2 separate regions of the Homo sapiens genome follow, and region 2 is linked to region 1. A link is a loop called in an ENCODE intact Hi-C map of the cell type or tissue named here. Cell type or tissue: mammary epithelial cell. All regions are shown on one strand. Each heading gives the region's core, and the rest is flanking DNA. Links, peaks and the distances in the headings are about the cores only.

The links. A loop is a pair of places that touch in the nucleus more often than their neighbours do. Peaks named below come from ENCODE experiments on the same cell type or tissue, not always from the same donor. Only the 100,000 strongest peaks of a DNase experiment are listed, where the experiment ranks them.
Region 2: it touches region 1 in a loop (3-fold over the local background); 3 of 110 quality-filtered maps call a loop at or near these places.

What each region holds. Positions count from the first base shown.
Region 1 is chr4:165,737,561-165,740,382 of GRCh38, forward strand. All of the region lies in intron 4 of LINC01179 (long intergenic non-protein coding RNA 1179), which reads left to right. It overlaps LOC101928131 (a long non-coding RNA gene), which reads right to left. Exons shown (of 4, transcript NR_121677.1): 2 at 771-1,135. Among named protein-coding and RNA genes, the nearest start is that of LINC01179, 54 kb to the left of the region's middle. In mammary epithelial cell, for the core only: no CTCF peak of the experiment used is centred there; a DNase peak (open chromatin) is centred at 1,201; H3K4me3 peaks cover 822 bases; H3K27ac peaks cover 2,306 bases.
Region 2 is chr4:165,579,079-165,581,900 of GRCh38, forward strand. No RefSeq gene overlaps it. Among named protein-coding and RNA genes, the nearest start is that of LINC01179, 100 kb to the right of the region's middle. In mammary epithelial cell, for the core only: no CTCF peak of the experiment used is centred there; a DNase peak (open chromatin) is centred at 1,483; H3K27ac peaks cover 2,215 bases.

The DNA.
Region 1 (2,822 bases), core at 243-2,742:
TCCTCTGGGGAGGTTAATCTAAATTCTGATAATACCAAGAAAGGCAGAACTTAAGTTTTGTTCTTATTATTAACAAGTTTAAATGACTACTTTTGAACTTTTCCTTTTATTTGAAACACATAATTGTGACTTTCTAAATTGAAGTCAGCCATTAATATATAATTCAGAGCCTACTGGATGACTTTTCTTTGTGGATACTGACGTCATTGTTCTCTTTCTCAATGGTACAAACAAAAACACTTCAGAAAGTAAACCCTTGTCTATTGTTACAGTAAGGTGCATAAGTATTCAAGCCTAATTTTTCAAGGTAACCTTTTAGGTAATTACAGACACTGTCCTGCCATTTTATGGAGGGGAACTTATTGATTTATATTTTTTTAAAAAACAAAAGGATTTGATGAAATGTTCAGTTAGCCAACCTGACAACTCTTTTATTTTTGTTTTGTAAGAGTCAAGCTTGACTTCTTACAAAATTACAATTTAGATGTTAAATGACATCTCTTAGGAACATTCAGAAATAGAGATAATTAGAAAAATAAATTTGGAAATTAGCTTGCAGGGCCCTTGGTTAGGGATCTTTGGGCATAGTGAGCCATCTCTTTAAAGAAAAATGAGGTACTATCTTTAAGAGAACTGAAGTTACCTGGACCAAATCACAGCATGGCTTATCTGCTTCCTCCCTCCCTCAAAGGTAAAATCCTCTCTGAGACACAGAAGTATCTGGTTAAATTTTATCTCAAGATAGCCTACTTGGGACAACATGCATTTACCTGCTGTGGTAGACAGAATAATGCTTCCTGGAAGATGTCCATGTCCTTCTTCCTAGAACCTGTGAATATGTTAACTTATATGGCAACAGGCATTCTGCAGATGTGATTAACAACCTTAAGATGGAGAAGCTATCCTGGGTTATCCAAGCAGGCCCAATGTAATCACAAGGGTCCTGGTAGGAGGTCAGAAGAGTCAGTGATGTGACAATAGACACAGGTCAGAGTTATGTGGCCATGAGCCAAGGAGTGTCGGCTGCCTCTAGAAGCTGGAAAAGGCAAGGAACAGACTCTCTCTTGAAGCTTCCAGAAGAAACTGGCTGTGCAAATACTCCATAGGACTCATTTTGGCCTTCTTATCTCCAGAGCTGGTAAGAGAATGAATTTGTTGTTAAAGCCACAAGGATTGTGATGATTCATTACAACAGCAATAGAAAATGAATACACCTACATTACCTTGACCACAATTTTGGGTGAAGACACTAGTTAAATATTTGCCTGAAGCTCACTCTGTACATTTGGGCATAAGAAAAGCTCTTCAGACTGTGGTTTTGAGGCAAAGTGACACAAGGGAGTACAGATCCTCTTCAGCATGTAAGTTTAGTTTAAGCTTAAGCATACTTTACATCTTAAATTTTTTAATGTATCTACTCAAATCTAGTCTAAATCTAGTGTAGTAACTCTGAGCAGAAGGCATAATTCTAATGAAAGCATAGAAAAAATCTCAAGGATTATATGTGTAGTTTGAGTAAGGCATGGCTTCGTTTCAAATGAAATGAAATCAGATCATGAGATTTAAGATTGAGAAACGCTGACTTAGAGGCACTGAGACTTGTCTACGTTTCCTGGGAAATTCTTCTTATACTTTATTTTTCCTCTTCACTATCATTATGACAGTTTCCTATTGTATTACATTTATTTAGTTCCTTAACTACACCATTGATTCCTCTGTGATTAGGATCATGCCTTAATCATTTATGTGATTCACACTTAGCACAGGGATAATGATTTAGTTTATGCTCAATATGTGTTTAATAAATTTGAATTCTCATTCTGGGATTTTAGGATCTTTTGCTGAATATCTATAATTTTAAGATCCTTTGCCAAATATTGTAGAATTTTTACCATGCAGATGCCAATGAAAGCATTTGGTACTGCTGATCAATAAATAATTGTTTGGCTCTATTAAAAACTACACACTTGTATCCTGTGTCCGATTTTTATCTCCCAATTATTTGATAAATCTTCATTGATTGTTTTATTTAAAAATTATTTTTTCTAGAATGTTAATGACAGAGCCTTTAGAAATAAGTTACATAAGATTAATGTTTTATTTTGTTGGTTGACCTCTCAGGGCTTTTTTCCATTTTGGCCTTCAGAAGTCAACAAATTAAATTATGAAACTATTTCTTCCCTTATTCTTTCACATCTTTGCTCCCTATTTTTTTCTTTTGCCTCATCCAAGTGAGGATTCTCCCGCCTGGATTTTAACTGTCTTGATTTGTAGCTGGCTCTTTTCTATAATGTACTTATGTCTTATTTTATCTGTAAACTATTATGTTAATCTGAACCCTAGAATCTTTTAAGCGACGTAATCACTTACAATGTTACCAATATCTCCTTCAGAAAATATTATTTTGATCTGAGAGTTTCAATCTAATTCATCGTGGAATTGTAAATTTCTCTGAACTACTAACTTTAGCTACCACCACTCCTATCCCTCAATGTCCCTGTTCAGAAAGAACAGGGGCCAGAAAGAGTTCTCTTTTTTTTTTGAGACAGAGTCTCGCTCTGTCGCCTAGGCTGCAGTGCAGTGGCACGATCTTGGCTCACTGCAAGCTCTGCCAAGCAAGTTCATGCCATTCTCCTGCATCAGCCTCCCGAGTAGCTGGGACTACAGGCGCCCACCACCACGCCCAGCTATTTTTTTTATTTTTGGTAGAGACGGGGTTTCACCGTGTTAGCCAAAATGGTCTCCATCTCCTGACCTCGTGATCCGCCCACCTTGGCCTCCCAAAGTGCTGGGATTACAGGCGTGAGCCACCGCGCCCAGCC
Region 2 (2,822 bases), core at 43-2,542, 160 kb before region 1:
GGGTGTAGATGGCAGTTGACTTTATTTTATTTATTTTTTTAAGACACAGTTTCACTCTGTCGCCCAGGCTGGAGTGATGTGATCTTGGCTCACTGCAACCTCCACCTCCCGGGTTTCAAGCGATTCTCCTGCCTCAGCCTCCCGAGTGGCTGGGATTACAGGTGCCTACCACCACTTCTGGCTAATTTTTTGTATTTTTTTAGTAGAAGTGGGGTTTTACCATGTTGGCTAGGCTGCTCTCAAACTCTTGACCTCAAGTGATCCGTCCGCCTCGGCCTCCCAAAATGCTGGGATTATAGGCGTGAGCCACCGTGGCTGGCCGGCAGTTAATTTTAGCCATGAACATTCAGACTAAATCCAAATTATAACAGTTATACATACTGTTCCCTCTGCTATATAATTGACCATTATAATTAGTGGACATTTTTCAACCCTATTTGAGAAACTTGGGCATATCAGGCTCAAAACACAGTCTTTTAGGCTCTAGGCATGGCATGGGCCTTTTTCCTGACATTTTCACCCTTACAGTCCTCTTTATCTTGTAGTCGAGTTAGACACCATTTCCTTTAAATAGCCTTTACTAACTTATCTGTCTCTTAACCATAACTCCCATAGCACCTTTTACTTACCTCTGTTAGGACACTTGATACACTCTCTTTTAGTTTCTTTTTTACCTTGCTAGTGTGCTCTCTCCAGACTCATTTAAGTCAGTACCATTTAAGTCAGACATTTGGAGACATTTGAGAAACACTGTTATTACTAAATAACAAAGGACCTGTTTGTCATACAATAGTTTGCCTACTAGGCTCTACGATAGTTTTCTTGAAGGAGATTATTGTCATAAGCTCTATATATGCATTTTCAACTTACAGATTGTGTTAGTTTAATAAATATTCAGAATCTTCCCATTTTCTTCTTTCTTTACTATCTCATCACATATCTTGTAAAAGATATGCTGCCTTTACTGAAGCTGTGAGAAGACAAAAAATCAACTGTCAACCCTGACAAATTGGAGACATGCTTATAAAGAAAAAATTATTGGTCAGCAACATTTAGGTGTTGTTTGGACTTCCACTTTCTGAGTTGGTTATGTTTAGTACTCTTAAATAGACATGATGAATTACCGTAAAGTGATGGTTGCGAGTCCAGGCACAAACCTCAAGGGGCCACACATTTGGTAGATATGGCAGGTCTTCTTTTCCCTGACTCACAACCAGCACAAGGCAATCATGCTGACATCAGTTATAACGGCTTTGCAACTGATTTCCCCCAATTCTTAAAGCTCATTTAGAGCCCATAAGTTTGTGTGTGTGTGTGTGTGTGTGTGTGTGTGTGTGTCTCAATGGTCCTTGGTGAGTTGTCTATGAATGTGCCTGGACATTTGCAGCCTCTGAGTCATGTCTGAAGACCCAGGAACGTCTGACTGTAATGCCCAAGCAGCAAGAAGTAAATGCAGCAATTTACCCCTGGAGTTTTATTAGCCATCTGACTAACCTACTGTTTTTCCTAGAACAGTCTGCTGTGCATGTTGAAACAAGGCAATGATTAAAAATATGACTAATTAAGTTTTGGTGGAAAGTGCTCACGATGTTCTGTTCAAAAAGTGAAATGACTCAAAGCTGACTTTTTCGTGTGGATAAAATCAATGACATTGCCCTAATCATGTGCTGAACCAGAGGTAGACTCACAGCCAGGGCTTTATCAAGCTGTTAAGAAGTGAAGCCTGGAATTAGTGACAGCAGCCTGAGCTATGATTAGCTTCAAGATGACGTGTTTCACAAACTCTTGTTCCAAAACAGGGTGACATTATTTATGGGTATTTGTAACAGTGAAATTTTAAGAGCACAGGAAAAATTATTAACGGCTATTGTCCAAGTTAATGTAATGCAAACCCACTGCACATAAACTAGCTTTAACAAGCTTGTGCAGCTCACATTTAATTAAGGAAATGAGAAATACAAGTGTGGAAGGGGATGGTCAGTTTTTCTTGCTTGGGAGTCTTAAAGGCAATAAACAATTTTAGAACTGTCGAAAACACAAGAATTGACTTTCCTTTGAATTCTCTATAATTAATACATGTAACTGTTCAATTTTTTGCTGCATTAAAATGTATTTTGAAAAATGATTGTTGCCTTTTTTTTTTTATTATACTTTAAGTGATAGGGTACATGACCCAGCCATCCCATTGCTGGGTATATACCCAAAGGACATTTATTTTTCTAAGAAAAAAACCATTAAAATAACTGATCTTTCCCACTTAATTTTGTTCCTCGCTGTATGTCATAAGCTTCTAAAAGTCAATGCCATTTACTTTGTAAAAGTACCATTTTACTTTATCCAATCTTATTCTTCTATCTTTTGTATAATGAAGTGTGGTATAACATAAGCACTTTATCCATTATTTAATAAGCAGTTACTAAACACCTACTACAGGTCAGCCTGATGATAAGTAATAGATATTTACTGCTCAACACAACATAGTGCCTGACTAAATGAGCCTGGAAGGAGCATCCAGGTGAGGTAAAGAGGCAAGGGAAAGAAGGTTCAGGAAATGTCCTCATAGAGCCCAGTAGAGTGTGTGGGGAGACGTGTTGGGGGATGGAAGAGTCAGAAAAGGCTCTTTGAAGGAAGTGATGTCTGACTTGAGACCAGCAGGTTAAGAGGACAATGAGGGTGAAGCTTTCATGGGACAGGAACAGCCATACAACATCCGAGGCCCAAGCCATTGTTTTGAGCCAAGCGAGCCCCACATTGAAGATTGTGTGACATGAGACTGGAGAGGTGATCCGTTGGACTTCTTTTCACAGACAATAGAGAAGTTA